2 separate regions of the Homo sapiens genome follow, and region 2 is linked to region 1. A link is a loop called in an ENCODE intact Hi-C map of the cell type or tissue named here. Cell type or tissue: breast epithelium. All regions are shown on one strand.

Region 1 (8,000 bases):
TGTGATGTGTCTCTGGACCCAACGGTAAGGTGATGTTACACTTTTGCCTTGGTTCTGACCTCAGAAAGCTTTCTGACATATTGCTGGGCTCAGCACCAAGATGATGTGAGTCTCTTGCCTGGACCCTGCCCACAGGGGGCATTGTGACATATCTCTAAGTTCATGAACTATTTGATGTGACTCTTCTTGCTTACTTGGTCTTTGCCATTAGAAGAGATTATCACGTCTCTGATTCCAGTACCTAGGTGTTGTGACTCTCCTTGTTTGCCTGCGCTATGCCCACAGAAGGTAGAGTGAATTATCCCTAAGCCCAACACACAGGTGATGTGATTCTACTGCCTGGTCATTGCCCACAGGGGTCACTGCAATGTATCTCTGGGCCCATTACCTAGATGGTGTAATTCTCCTTATTTTTCTGCTTCTGTCCCCAGTAGGGATGGTGACATATTCCTTCACCCAACATTTATGTGATGTGATTCTCCTCTCATGTCTGGACTCTGATCACTGTTGTAATTTTGACATAGGGCTGGGCTCATCTGTCTAGGTTATGTGACAGGTTATGTGACTCTCTTCTTTCTTCCTAAGCCCTACCTACAGGGAGCATGGGTACATAGCTCTGGGCCCCTCACCTAAATGATGCAATCCTCATTCTTGGGCCCTTCACTCAGTGAGTACTGTGACATATTGATGGACTCAGCACCTAGGTGAGGTAACTCTCTTCTACTTCTTGGGCTCTGACCAAGGAGGTATTGTGACGTATCGCTGAGCCCAGCACATAGGTAATGTTACTCTTTTCTCCTGCCTGAGCTCAGCATAAATTGTGTATTGTGACATATGGCCTATCTTAACAACTATGTGGTGCAACTCTTCTGCATGAGCCCTGCCCATAGGGGTATTATGCCATACCTTTTTGTTTATCACCTGGGTGATGTGACACATTTATTTTTCTGCCTGGGCTCTGCTAAAGAGGGTTATTATAACATATCTTTTGGCCCAGCACCTATGTGATGTGACTGTCCTTTCTCCCAGGCCCCAAATATTTGGTGTATTGTGAAATAACACTGGGTCCAACACCTAGAAAATAAGAGGCTCCTGCCTGGGCCCTGCCCAGTGGGCCTTGTGACATATATCTGCATACACTACCTAGGACATGTGACTCTTCTTTTCTGCCTGCACCCTCCTAACAGAAAAGATTATGACACATCACTGGACCCCGCGACAAGGTGGTGAGGCTCTTTTGACTGAGTCTTGAATACGTAGATCATTGTGACATATTGCTGAGCCCTCACAGAAGATTGTGACATATATCTGGCCCCAAACCAAGGTAATGTTACTCTCCTGCTTACTCCCAATCCATGAGTGATTGTGACATATATCTTGGCCCAGCTCACAGGTGATGATGACTCTCATACCTTGAACTAGCCAATGAGAGAGATACTGTCTCTTATAGCAAGGCTCAGGGAAAAAGGTAAGATCCTGGGTGTCCTCTTTGTACAAAGGTCACAGAGGTTTACCACTCTCTTGCATGTTGTATAAAGCCCACAAGTGGTACAGAGAGTGTCATCACAGGTCCAAGGACACAAGAAATACTGTATTTCTGGTATGCACACCCTGCCAATCCTTAAAATAGTCATCCTCACACATGGACACAACCCACTGGTGAGATCCTGAATCTCACACGTAGACACAGTCTACAGATGGAATTGTGTCAGTCATATGTGAACATCTGGACACTTATGGGATAGTGACCCATTTCTAAACCCAGCTCATAGGCACATGAGTACTCTTCTATTTAGACACAGCCAATTGGGGAGGTGTTGACTCTCATACCTGAGCTTAGACTGACACGTACAATCATGGGCTCATATCAGCATGAAGGTCTTAATGCAGATTGCAATTCTCATGCATATCATATTGTATTAGTTCATTTTCACACTGCTATAAAGAACTGCCCAAGACCAGGTAATTTAGGTAGAAAAGGGATTTAATTGACTCACAGTTCCACATAGCTGGGGAGACCTCAGGAAATTTATAATCATGGCAGAAGGAGAATCAGGAACCTTCTTCACAAGGTGGCAGGAGGGAGAAAGTGAATAAAGAAGGAACTTCCAACACTTATAAAACCATCAGATCTCTGAGAACTCACTCACTATCACAAAAACAGTATGGGGGAAACTGTCCCATGATCCAATGACCTGCCTGCTTTGACACATGGAGATTACAATTGTAGATGAGATTTGGGTGAGGACATAGAGCCAAACCATGTATCTCATAAATTCTTTGGGTGGTACAGAGAGTGTACTAACAGAGCCCAGCTCAAAGGTGAGATTGTAATACTAGTAAGCAGACACAGTCAAGAGTAAAGATTGTTGTCCTCTCACATGAGCATGGCCCACTGTTGAGGATTTGAATCTTATATCTAGAGGCAGTCAAAAGTTGCAATGTTGACTCTCATACATGGATTTTTGTTATGCATGGATTTGTTGACCTTCAAACCATAATTTAGCACACGTGTCAGGCTGCGACTTATCTAAGGGGACACAATGCCCAGAAAACATTGAGAAGCTGCTGCACAGATCCAGTTCACAGTTGAGATTGTGACTCATGTACTTCACACAACATACAAGACATGTTGACTCTCATACCTAGAACCAGAACATGTGAGGGATTGATAATCTCATCTGTGGATTTTTTGAAGGTGTGATTGTGACATACGCCTCAGCCAAACACCTGATTTGACTCTCCTGCCTGGGCTTCGTTCACAAGTAGAATGGTGATATACTGCTGGACCCAGAACCTAGGCGAGATGACTCTATTCTCAAGCCTTGGTGCCTCTTACAGGAGGCATTGTGGCATATCGCTGGGACTTGCACTCAGGTGACGTAAGTTTTCTCTCCTACCTTGGTGCTGCACAGAAGGGACATTGTGACACATCACTCATTCTAACACTTAGGCGATGTGACTCTTCTGCCTGGGCCCAGCCTAAAAAGGGGATTGTGATATCTCCCTGCACTCCTCACCCAGGTAATGTACTCTCATCTCTTGCTTGGAGGGATGGTGACATATCCCTGGGCTCAGCACCTAGCTCATGTGACACTTCTCTTCTTCCTAGGTTCTGCCCACAGGGGAGATTGTTACATATATCCTGGGCCCAGCTCCAAGATGTTACTCATTTGCCTTGGCCCTGTCTTCAGAAGGTATTGTGACCTATTGCTGGGCCCAGGACCAAGGTGATGTGACTTTCTTGCCTTGACTCTGTCAAAAAGGGGGCATCTGTGGGTCCATAAATATTTGATGTATCTTTCTTTTCTTACCAGGGTCTTGCTTATAGAAGAGATTGTTACATATCTCTGTTCCCAGCATCTAAGTGATGTAACTCTCCTCACCCGCCTGGGCCACGTCCATAGATGAAATAGTGGCTTATCCCTGGGCCCAGAACACAGGCAATCTGATTTATTTCTCCTCATCTCTTTCTACAGGGGGCATTGAGAAGTATCTCTTAGCCCATCAACTATTTGATGTGTATCTCTTCTCTTACCTGGGCTTTGCCCATAGGGGATGTTGTAACATATGGCCCAGCATGTAGGAGATGACACTCTCCTCTGATTGTTACATATTGCTTTGCTCACCACCTACTTGATGTGACTCTCCTCTCATGCATCGTCCCTGCCCCTTGGGGGTGATTGTGACATATAGCTGGCTGTAGCCCCTAGGTTACGTAACTTTCCTCTTCTTCCTGAGCCCTACCCACAGAAGGCATTGTGCCATATCTCTGGGGCTCTCAAACCTAGGTGATGTGGCGCTCCTGCTTTGGTCTTCCTCTCAGAAAGTATTGTGATGTATTGCTGGACCTAGAACCTAGGTGATATGGCTCTCCTCTACTGTTTGGTCTCTGACCAAAAAGGGATTGTGATGTATCACTAGGCCCAGCACCTAACTGTTGTGGCTCTCTACTTTCTCCTAGGCACTGCATACATTGCCTATGGTGACATATGTCTGGATCCAAAACCAAAACAATGCAACTGTTTTGCATTGGCAACGTCCACAGGTGTATTACCACATATCTTTTCCTTTAGCTCTGAAATTGAGCTCTGAAATAATCTGGATTTTTTATCTGTGTGTCTCTCCTGTTGAGTTTGAACTTTAATCCAAAAGCCATGAAAAGAGTCATAATTACTGTCACAAAGTGATAACTTTTTTCTCCTCCTCCTCCTTTTTCCTCCTTTCCATCTCCTCCATTCCTTTTCGTCTTCTCCTCCTCACTTTTCTCCTCCTCTCCTCATCTCTTCTTCCTCCCCATTCATGTTCTCCTGCTCCTTTTTCTTTCTCCCCTCTTCTTCCTCACCTCCTCCTCCATTTCTCCCCCACCTCCTCCTCCACTTCTCCCCCACCTCCTCCTCCACTTCTCCCCCACCTCCTCCTCCACTTCTCCCCCACCTCCTCCTCCACTTCTCCCCTTTCTTCCTCCTCCTCTCCTTTTCTTCCTCTCATCTTTCTTCCCTTCCTCCTCCTCTCCTTTTTACTCCCCTCCACCACCTCTCCTCTTCCATCTCTCCTCCTCCTTTTCCTCTTTTTCTCCTCGTCCTTTCTCCTTTTTGTTTCCTCCTCCTTTCCTCATCCTCCCGTTTTTTTCTTTTCTTCCTCCTCCCCTCCCCTTGTCTCCTTTTCCTCTCCTCCTTTTCAGTTCTTCCTCCTTTTCCTTCGCCTCTCCTCCTCTCCACCTTTTTCTCTTCCTCCTTCTCCTATCCACATTCTCCTCTTCCTCTTACTTTTCCTTTCTCTCCTTCTTCTCCTCTCCTTTCTCCTCTCCTCCTGTTCCTTTTCTTCTTTCTTCTCTCCTCCTCCCCTCCTTCTCTTCCTCATCTTCCTTTTCTCCATCTTCTCCTCGTCCTCCTCCTCCTCTCCCCCTCCTTTCCTCCTCTTCCCTTCCTCTTCCTCCTACTCTCTTCCCCCTCCTTTTCTTTGTTCCTACTTTCCTCCTTCTCCCCATTCTTTTCCTTTTTTCTCCTCTACTTCTCTGTCCTCTTCTCCTCCGTCTTCTTCCTATCATCCTCCTTTTCCTTTCTTCTCCTCTACTCTTCTCCTCCTTTTCCTTTTTCTCTCCTCTTCCTTTTTCCTTTTCCTCTTCTCTTCCTCCCATCCTCCTTTTCCTTCTTTTCCTCCTCCTTTTCTCTTCTCCTTTCTCCTCCTCCTTCTCTTCTCCTCTCCTCCTCCTTTCCTCTTCTCTCCTCCTCCTCTACTTCTCCTTCTTTATCCTCTCCTCCTTCTTTTCTTCTACGCCTTCTCCTCATTCTCCTCTCCTCTTTTTCTCATTCTTTTCGTCTCCTCCTTCTCTTTCTTCTTCCTCCTTCTCCTCTTTTTCTACTCCTCCTACTTTTCCTTTTTCTTTTCTCCCATCCTTTTCCTCCTCCTATTCTTCTCCTCTTCGTTTCCTATTTTTTCTCCTCCTCTCCTCTTTCTCCACTCCTTTCTTTTCTCCTCCTCCTTCTCTTCTCCTTTCCTCCTCCTCTCCTTCACCTCTTCATCTCCTCCTCCTTCTTCTGCTCCCGATTCTCCTCCTCTCCTTTCTCTTCGTCTTCTCCTCTTCCTTGTCCCCTCCTCCTCCTTGTCCATCTCCTCTACTCCTCCTTCTCCTCCTCCTCCTTCTCTTCCTTTCCTCCTTTCCTCTTTTTCTCATCCTCTCCTCCTCCTCTCGTCCTCTTCTCTTTTCCTCATTCTTTTCTTCTTCTCCTCCTTTTTTCTCCCTACTTCCTCCTAGCTTCCCTTTTCTCCTCTCCTCTCCTGGTCCTGTTGTCCCCCTCTCCTTTTTTTCTCCACTTCCTCTCTTCTTACTATCTTCTTCTCATTTTCTCTTCTAGTTCTTCTCTTTCCTCCTCCTTTTCTTCTCTTCTCCTCCTCCTCTTTCTTCACTCCTCCACTCCTACTCCTTCTCTTACTGTGCCACTGGCCATGCCAAACAGCACCCAGCACAAGTAGTGGCACCCTCTTCAGCGCTGCGCTAGAAAGAACTGATGTGCATTTATATTAGCTTTTGGAGGATAGTACTAATCCGGCCTAACTCAGGCGGCCAAGTATATATATATATATACGTATATACATATGTATGTATATACGTATGTATACATATATATATACACATATATATTTATAGATATATTCTATGAGAAATAATCTTGCTCTGTCACCTAGGCTGCAGTGCAGTGGCACAAGATTATGACTCACTGTAGCCTCAAGAGATCCTCTCACCTCACCCTCCCGAGTAGCTGGGACTACAGGCGTGGCCCATCACACCTGACTAAATTCTTTTTTAGTGACGGGGTCTCAACACGTTGCCTAGTCTGGTCTGAAACTTCTGGGCGCAAGCTCTCTAATGTTTTTGCATTCATAGTCTCCCTTATTTTAATTTCTCAAGTTTTTGCAAAATTGTTACATAACTATCCGCCCTTTTCATAGAGCGCTGTTTCTTGAGCCAGGTCTTCTGTCCATGCATGTCCTCTTGAGAGAGTGGATGTCAGCCAGCTACCCTGGCTGAGAGGGATGGGGATAATACAGGGATGCAATAAAGGAGACAGTGATAATTTATATGATCTGGGACCCCAGGCCTCACACCAGAACTGTCTAGTATACTTTTAGCAAACAAGTGCCACTGATCTGAGCCTTGTTCTGCCCTTCCACTTTCCACTTTATTACACAAGCAGGAGATAGGCAAGGGAGAAGGCAGGATGATGAGGAGACTAAATTCCAGAAAAGAAAGGGCTGCGTGCAGTAAGCAGACAGTTGCCCCCAAAGTGGTCTGGGCTCCCACTTACCTTAGAGACATGTGCAACACTTGTGAATAGTTGTTTTACAATTCTTAAATCAGTGGACAGACTGTAAGCATCCCATTGGTGTCAGTTGCCAGGTGCCCAATGCCTGTTCTCTGCAGCAACCTTTGTGGTCCCATACCTGGGCGTGAGTTCTGTTCCTGCAGAGTGCCCTGTGCATTCTGGTGCTTTTGTGCCCTCTCCTCTAACCTATAAACTGACAACTCTAACTCTATATTTTCACTTACAATTTTTCTGAAGCAGTGATCTTTTGTCATCTTGATCACACTACAAGTCGCTCACCCTGCAAGTACTTGTAAAAATGAAAGTAATCTCCATTCCTTCTGGAAGGTGATTGCCATGTACACAACCTACTAGGCCAGGAACATTACTGATGGCTGTCCTGATGCATGTCTCTCTCACCCCCATGTCCAATCAGTCACCAGGCTCTCCCCAAAACCATGCTCCGGTCACTGACTTTGGCTGTTTAATCACTTCTGACCTAAGGTCCTCATTGAGTCATAAGTACCTCTTGAGTTAATTTTCTGCCTCCAGTTTCTCTCTACTGCTGTTTATCTTCCACCCTGCTGCCAGAGTCATCATCCTCAAAAATGAAAGCTGCTCTCATTGTTTGCCTGCCTAATAACATCTCTTCCCTCCCTGTTGTCTACAAAAAGAAAAATCCAAACTCCTTCACTTGTTTTACAAAGACCCTCATCTGCTTCCAAACCAAATTGCTAGTCTTGGCTCTTGTCTCTGTCTTCCACATCACTGCCACACTGAATAATTCTTTACTGCCTCTGTTGTTGCACGGGTTGTTCTTTTTGTTTTGTCTCCATCCCCTTCCCCCAGCAAAGAATATTTACTCTTTACTCTTCTGTTGAGACCCATCTCAAATACTACCTTTTCTAGGGAAAATTAGGCCTTCTGTTCCTAATAACTTTTACCCCCATCTATCAAGTCTGTCTGCTGTAATTTATCTGTTAACATGTTTCTCCCACCTCAAGAATATTTTTTCCATCTTCTGTACCTAGCACAATTGCATGGTTGGTGCTCACTGACTACTACATGTTGATTTATTTATTTTACTTGTTTGAGAGGTGGAGTCTTGCTCTGTTATCCAGGCTGGTGTGCAGTGATACAATCTTGGCTCACTGCAGGCTCTGCCTCCCGGTTTCAAGCAATTCTCCTGCCTCA
Region 2 (8,000 bases), 150 kb after region 1:
CCTTCTCCTCTTCTTCTCCTTTCCTCTTATTTTTCTCCTCCTCATCCTCTCATTCTCCTCCTCCTCCACTACTTTTCTCCTATTTCTCCTCTCCTCCACTGCTCTTCCTCTCCATTTCCTCCTCCTCTCCTTCTTTTTCTTCTCTCCTCCTGCTCCTCTTTCTACTTTTCTCCTCCTCCTTCTCCTCTCCTCCTGCTACTCCTCTTCTCCTTTTCTCCTTCTCCTTCTCCTCTCCTCCTCCTACTTCTCCTTCTCCTGTCCTATTCCTCCTCTCCTCCTCCTTCCCCAAAACTCTCCTCCTCCTTCTCCACTCCTCCTCCTAGTACTCATCTTTTACTCCCCATCCTCTCCTCATCTCCTCCTCCTCTCCTCTCCTTATTTTTCTCCTCCTCCTTCTCCTGTCCTCTTCCTTCTTCTCTCCTCTTTCCCCTCTTTTTACTTCTCCTCTCCTCATTCTTTTCTCCTCCTCCTTCTCTTCTCCTCTTCCTTCTCTTCTCCTCCTCCTTCTCTTCTTTTCTTCTCTCCTCTTCCTCCTCCTTTTATTCTCTTCTCCTTTTCCTCTCCTCCTCTTCCTTCTTCTCCTCTTTCTTCTTTCCCTCTTTTCCTCCTCCTTCTTCTTTTTCTCTTTTCCTCCTCCTTCTACTCCTTCTACTCTCCTTCTCCTCTCTTCCTCCTCCTCCTCTCCTTTTCCTCCTCTCCTTCTCCTCCTCCTCCTCTTCCACTGCTCCTCCTTCTCTTCTCCTTCCCCTCTCCTCCTCTTTCTCCTTTCCTTCTGTTCTTTTAATCTCCTCCTCCTCTCCTCCTCCTTCTCCTCTCCTCTTTATTCTACGCTCCCCCTCCTTCACCTCTTGTCTTCCTCCTTCTCATCTTTTACTCCTCTTTCTCTTCTACTTCTTCTCCTCTCCTCCTCTCCTTTCCTTTTCTTTCTCCTGCTCCTTCTCCTCTCCTCCTCTTCTTCTCTCCTCTTTCTCCTTTTTTCCTCCTTTCCTTCTCCTCTCCTCCTTCGCCTCTTCTCCTTCTCCTACTCATCTTTTACTCCTTCCTCTTCTTCTTTTCCTCTCCTCCGTTCCTTTTCTTTCTCCCTTTCCTCCTTCTCCTCTCCTCCTCTTCTTCTCTCATCTTTCTCCTTCTTTTTTCTCCTATCCCTCTCCTCTCATCCTCTGCCTTCTCTCATCTTTCTCCTTCTTTTTTCTCCTATCCCTCTCCTCTCATCCTCTGCCTTCTCTCTTCCTCCTCTGCTTTCTCCTCTCTTCCTCCTCCTTCTCTCTTCCTCCTTTTTCTCATCTCCTCTTCCTTCTCCTTTCCTCCTCCTTCTCTTTCTTCCCCTCCTTCCCCTCTCTTCCTCTTCTCCTCCTCCTATCCTCCTTCTCCTCCTCCTTCACTCCTACTCGTGTTCCTCTCTTCCTCCTTTCCTCCTCCTCCTTCTTGTTCTCTCCTTCTCCTTTTTCTCTCCTCTTCCTCCTCCTCCTCTCCTCTTTCTCTCCTTCTCTTCTCCTTTTTCATTCCTCTTTCTTTCTACTCCTCTCTTCTTCTCTCTCTTCTCCTCCTCCATCTCCTCTCCCCCTCCTTTTCCTCCATTTCCTCTTCCTTCCCCACTCCTCCTCCTTCTCCTCTTCTTTTCCTCTTCCTTCTACTCCTTCTTCTACTCTCCTCCTCCTCTGCCTCTCCTCCTTCTCTTCTCCTCTCCTCCTCCTTCTTCACTCCTCCTTCTCCTCTCTTCCTCTTTTTCTTCCTTCTCTCTTTTTTCGTACTTCTCCTCTCCTCCTCCTTCTTAACTCCTCCTTCTCCTCTCTTCTTTTTCTTCCTTCTCTTTTTTGTACTTCTTCTGCATTCCCCCTCCTCTCCTTTTTCTCCTCCTCACCTACTTTTTCTGCTCTCCTCCTTCTACTCCTTCTTCTCCTCTTCTCCTCCACTTCTTCTTTTACTCCTTCTCTTTTTCCTCCTGCACCTTCTCCTCTCCTCCTCCCCTCCTTTTCCTTCTTTTTCCCTCCTTTTTCTCTCCTCCTCCTTTTCCATTTCTCCTCTCCCATCCTCCTCCTCCACTTCTCCTCTTGTCCTTCTCTTCTCCTTCTTCTCCTCTTTTCCTCTTCCTCCTTCTCCTCTCCTCTTCCACTTCGTTTTTCTCCTCTCCTGCTCCTCTTCATTTTCCCCTCCACCTCCTTTTCTTCTTCTTCTCCTCCTCCTCTCCTCTTGCTCCTTCTCGTTCTTCCCCCCTTTTTCTTTTCCCTTCCTCCTCCTCCTCTCCTTCTCCTTTTTACTCCACTCCACCACCTTTTCTCCTCCTCCTCTATTTTCCATCTCCTCTCTTCCTTTTCCTCTTCTTTTTCTCCTCTTCTTCCTCTCTCCTTTTTCTGTCTCCTCCTCCTTTCCTCGTCCTCCCCTCCTTTTTCTCTTTTCTTTCTCCTCCTCTCCTTCTCCTCTTCCTCCTCCCTTCTCCCTCCTCTCCTTTTCCTCTCCTCCTTCTCCTTTCTTCCTCCTTTTCTCCTCCTTTTCCGTCTCCTCTCCTCCTCCTCCTCTTCTCCTCCCCTCCTCTTCTCCACCTTTTTCTCTCCCTTCTTCTCCTCTCCATCTTCTCTTCCTCTCTTACTTTTCCTTTCTTTCCTCTTTCTTCTTCTGCTGTCCTCCTCCTTCTCCTCCTATATTTCTCCTCTCCTCCTGTTCCTCCTCTTCCTCTCCTCCTCCCTTTTTCCCTCTCCTCTTTCTCCTCCTCCTTTTTTCTTCTCTCTTTTGGCTTCTCTCCTCCTTCTTCCCTCCTTCTCCTCTTCCTCCTCATTTTCCTCTTCTCCTTCTTCTCCTCATCCTCCTCTCCTCCTCCTTTCCTCCTTCCCCTCCTCCTCTTCCTCCTACTCTCTTCCCCCCTTTCTCCTCTTCTTTTCTTTTTCTCCTACTTTCCTCCTTCTCCTCAATCTTTTCCTCCTTTTTAGCTCCTCTACTTCTCTCTCTCTTCTCCTCGTCCTCCTTCTCTCTTCCTCCTCTCCTCATACTCCTTTTCCTCTCCTCCTTCTCCTCCTCCTCTACTCCTTTTTCTCTTCATCTCCTCCTTTTCCTTTTTCTCTCCTCTTCCTCTCCTCATCCTCCTTTTCCTTTTTTCTCTCCTCTTCCTCCCATCCTCTTTTTCCTTCTTCTCTTATCCTCCTTCTCCTTCTCTTTTTCTCCCCTTCTCTTTCTCCTCCTTCTCTTCTCCTCTCATCCTCATTTCCTCCTCCTCTTTTCCTCCTTCTCTTTTTCTCCTCTTCTCCTCCTCTTCTAATTCTCCTTTTCTTTCTCCTCTAATCCTCCTCATTCTCCTTTTTTTCTACTCCTCCTTCTCTTCTCCTCCTCCTCTCCTTTTTTCTCCTCATTCTTTTCATCTCCTCCTTCTCTTTCATCTTCTCTTCCTCCTTCTCCTCCTCCTCTTCCTCCTCCTTTTCTATTCCTTCTCCTCTCCTCCTAAATTTCCTTTTTCTTTTCTTCCATCCCTTTCTTCCTCCTTTTTTCTTCTCTTCTTCTCCTCTTCATCTCCTACTCCTCCTATTTTTCTCCTCCTCTCCTTTCTTTTTCTCCCCTCCTCTTTCTTTTCTCCTCCTTCTTCTCTATTTCTCCTTTCCTCCTCCTCTCCTTCACCTCTTCATCTCCTCCTCCTTCTGCTCCCCATTCTCCTTCTCTCCTCCTTTTTCTCTTCGTCTTCTCCTCCTTCTTCTTGTCCCCCCCTCCTTCTCCATCTCCTCTACTCCTCTTCTCCTCCTCCTCTTCTTCTCCTCCTGTCCTCCTCCTTCTCTCCTTCTTTTCCTCCTTTCCTCCTTTTTTCTCCTCCTCTCCTTCTCCTCCTTCTTTTTCCTCATTCTCTTATTCTTCTCCTCCTTCTCCTTCTCTCTCTTTTTAATCTACTTCCTCCTAGCTTCCCTTTTTTCCTCTCCTCTCCTGGTCCTGTTGTCCTCCTCTCTTTTTTTTTCTCCACTTCCTCTCTTCTTCCTATCTTCTTCTCCTTTTCTCTTCTAGTTCTTCTCTTTCCTCCTCCTTTTCTTCTCTTCTCCTCCTCCTCTTTCTTCACTCCTCCACTCCTACTCCTCCTCTTACTGAGCCATTAGCCATGCCAAGCAGCATCCAGCACACGTAGTGGCAGCCTCTTCAGCGCTGCACTAGAAAGACCTGATGTACATTTATATTAGCTTTTGGAGGATAGTATTAATCCAGCCTAACTCAGGCGGCCAAGTATATATATGTAATCTATCTATCTATCTATCTATCTATCTATCTATCTATCTATCATCTATTCTATGAGAAAGAATCTTGCTCTGTCACCTAGGCTGGAGTGCAGTGGCACAAGATTATGATTCACTGTGTCCTCAAGAGATCCTCTCACCTCAGCCTCCCGAGTAGCTGGGACTACAGGTGTGGCCCATCACACCTGACTAATTTTTTTTTCAGTGACCGGGTCTCAACATGTTGCCTAGACTGGTCTGAAACTTCTGGGCGCAAGCGCTCCCTCTGTCTTGGCCTCCCGGAATACTGGGGTGAATTTATTTCTTACAGAACCGCCCTGATTCAGATGGTGCAAGCCTCGCAGGCCAGAAACATCTTCCTGACGCTGCTCCCCACCTTCTGCCCTCTCTTTCCCAGCATCCTTCCCCTGTGGAAAGAGAAACTTTCCTTCTAAGGTCTTTCCAGCCCCTCCCTGGCAGGGAAGCCTGGAAACTAGGGCCCCTGCTTTCCCCTGCAGTCGCAAAGCATCTGGGTGCTGGCCAGGAGGTGGCCTCCTGGGGTGCTCTCACCAGGGTGTTTGGTGGAAGCCCCTGACGCACCCTGCTCTGTGGATTTGATCTTCCTGGGCAGAGGACACTGGCTTCGAGGGGGCAGCAGGCAGCCCTGCGCCCTGGCCCTTTCCTGGCTGGCGGTTTTGGTGTGGCTGACTACCTACCACCTTGGGCGCCCAGGAAAGAAGGGGGCCAGGGCCTGGCCATGGGGGCGCCTATCGGTCCTTGCCCTTCCGTTGGCTAAGTGCGTGTTTTACAGAGATCCGTCGGTGTGGATTGCACCTTCCTTGTTTTACAGGGATCCGTCGATGTGGAGTGCACCTTCCTTGCAGTCGGGGGCTCGGTGCCGGGTGCCGTCGTTAGTCCAGGAAGAAGGCGGGGAGCTTCTCCCGCTCGAACAATTTGCAGCTAGTTCCGGGGCTTCCCTTCCTCCTCCCACACCGGCCCGCATCCTAGTGTTGCTTTCTCTGCCCCCAGCACCAGCCTCTTCTTGGGCTCCCTCCTCCCCTTCCCACTCGCGTCTCTTAGGAAACTGCGACCCTAGTGTTTGCTAAGGAGCAGGGGAGGTCCTTCCCGTCGCCGACGCCCCCCGCCCGGAAAGCGGCGCGTTTTCTGGGCCGAGGGCGCATCGAGGATGTGACCCATTCCCTGGCCAAGGGTGTGGGTGGGGAACGGCAACCGATCTCACTGCCTGGCGGGGCAGCTTCCTTTCCAGGCAAGGCGGAGACCTGCAGGGCGTGGAGACCCCGCCCGGCGCAGAACGCGCTGGCCAGTGGGCAGCTTGACAGGGTCCCCGTGTGCCTAGCGACCCTCTTCAGCGCTGCATCCATGAGAGGTTATAAATGAGGCGGAAAGAATTTTTCCCTGCTCAGCGGATTTGTCCTTTTTCTCTCCTGACTGGATAGGAGATAGAACACAGATACAGCCCAGATCCGGGGCAGCAGTTCACACTCCATTACAAAACTCTACACAGCTTCCGAGCTAGCAGCAGCACACATTCAGGGAACATTGGAGGGATTTTCTTCTTCTTTTGTGGGTGGTAATGTTGGTGGTTGTGGAGAGAGATAGAAGAGTGAATAAGAAAAGTATAACGATTTGGTAGGCTGAAAAACCTGTCTGGGATTTTCATTAATAGAAAATTGAACTCTTGTCCTTGTTTAAGAGTTCAGATTTAAGCTTAGCCCTTTCAAAGTCAATGGAAACAAAGTTTGCCTTTTAGATAGGAATGCTGAAAATAATGAGACACTTCTGTCTGGAGGAAACAAAATGATTTCTGCAAAGGCAGAGTCGCCAGTCCATCCCCATATATTTGAGGGTTTTTTCCTTTTTTAGATATGTGTGGTCTCTGCACCTATGCACAATGTTACTGAAGTATATTTAATAGAAGTGGAAAGTGAGGGAAAGGGAATTGCAAATAGAAGAATGTGATTTTGTTTTCATTTTTTTCATACCTGTGAAAAGCATTCTCTAGATTTGATGCTTTTTCAAGTAGGCAGTATAGTTTCTAAACCCTATTTTAATCAGGGAGTCTGTTAGAGACCACAATCTTGGCTAAAACCTCTTTGGAAACACACACACACACAAATGCTTAATTCTGTGCTACCTTCAAGAGTTGGCAGAATTTTTGCAGGAATGAGTATGAGTTCCTTCTAAAGGATCTTGTGCTCCATTTTAGGTAAATGAAGTTGCCCTATCTTATTTTATTTTATTTTATTTTATTTTATTTTATTTTATATTTTATTTTATTTTATTTTATTTTATTTTATTTATTTTTGCGACGGAGTTTTGCTCTTGTTGCCCAGGCTGGAGTGCAATGGCACGATCTTGGCTGACTGCAACCTCCGCCTCCCAGGTTCGAGTGATTCTCCTGTCTCAGATTTCCCAGTAGCTGGGATTACAGGCATGCACCACCAAGCCCTGCTGATTTTTGTATTTTTAGTAGAGACAGGGTTTCTCCATGTTGGTCAGGCTGGTCTTGAACTCCCGACCTCAGGTGATCCGCCCACCTCGGCCACCCAAAGTGCTGGTATTGCAGGCATGGGCCACCGTGCCCAGCCCTTATCATTCTTAAAAATACTGCTAAACTGGTTGCATATTAGGATATCTCATTTTTAAAGGGTTTGCTGGATGTGCGAGACTTTTAAGAAGTGCTACTGATGCTTATGGATATATGGAATATCATTCTCTGGGGTTTTCTATATACCACTTTATTTCTCATCAGAAATTCAGACTCAAAGCCCTTAGCGTGCCAGACACGAGTTTGTTATGTGATGGTTAACACGCATTTCACTGAGCTGGTACAGGTGATACATTCATACCTAACTTGTTACACCATCTAAGTGACCGTTTGATGAAAGGGTCTTTTATTTTAAGTTTATTCAGGCAGACTTTTGAGGTCTTATTTGCATCTGGCAAAGGTACAGCATGTTGAAGGAGAAAAAATAAACCTTACCTTATTATTCCTGCATTAGATCAATAGCTGTTTATTGGCCACCTGGTCTGTGCCAGGCACTGTACAACATGGGTGACCTAGTAATAAATGGATGGTAATAAATGTAGTTGCCAGCCGGTCATGGTGGCTTGCACCTGTAATCTCAGCACTTTGGGAGGCCTAGGCGAGTGGATCACTTGAGGTCAGGAGATCAAGACCAGCCTGACCAACATGGTGAAACCCCATTTCTACTAAAAATACAAAATTAGCCGTGCTTCTTGGCTCATGCCTGTAATCCCAGCTACTCGGGAGGCTGAGGCAGGAGAATCACTTGAACCCGGGAGGCAGAGATTGCAGTGAGCTGAGATTACAGCACTACACTCAATAAATAAATGAATAAACATTGTTGCCCTACATCAGGAGTCCTCAACACCCAGGGCACAGACTGATACCAGTCTGTGGTCTGTTATAAACCAAACCGCACAGCAGGAGGTGAGCAGTGGATGAGCGAGGCTTCATCAGGATTCACAGCCACTCCCCATCACTCGCATTACAAATCAGCAGCAGCATTAGATTATCGTAGGAGTGCAGACCCTATTGTGAACTGCGCACGTGAGGGATGTAGGTTGTACACTATTTACGAGAATCTAACGCCTAAGGATCTCTCACTGTCTGTCATCACCCCTAGATGGGAACCTTTAGTTGCAGGAAAACAATCCCATGGCTCTCACTGATTCTACGTTATGGTGAGCTGTATAATTATTTCATTATATATTATAATGTAATAATAGAAACAAAGTGCACAGTAAGTGTAATGCGCTTAAATCATACCAATA

What was found. A loop is a pair of places that touch in the nucleus more often than their neighbours do. Peaks named below come from ENCODE experiments on the same cell type or tissue, not always from the same donor. Only the 100,000 strongest peaks of a DNase experiment are listed, where the experiment ranks them.
Region 2: it touches region 1 in a loop (17-fold over the local background); 53 of 110 quality-filtered maps call a loop at or near these places.

The regions. Positions count from the first base shown.
Region 1 is chr19:23,318,446-23,326,445 of GRCh38, forward strand. It overlaps LOC107985285 (a long non-coding RNA gene), which reads left to right. Exons shown (of 3, transcript XR_002958408.2): 3 at 1-69. It also overlaps a transcript of ZNF91 not described here. Among named protein-coding and RNA genes, the nearest start is that of ZNF724, 72 kb to the left of the region's middle. RefSeq lists an enhancer at 4,478-5,271. In breast epithelium, no CTCF peak of the experiment used is centred here; a DNase peak (open chromatin) is centred at 3,148.
Region 2 is chr19:23,465,945-23,473,944 of GRCh38, forward strand. No RefSeq gene overlaps it. Among named protein-coding and RNA genes, the nearest start is that of LINC01224, 54 kb to the left of the region's middle. In breast epithelium, no CTCF peak of the experiment used is centred here; no DNase peak of the experiment used is centred here; H3K4me3 peaks cover 1,019 bases; H3K27me3 peaks cover 402 bases.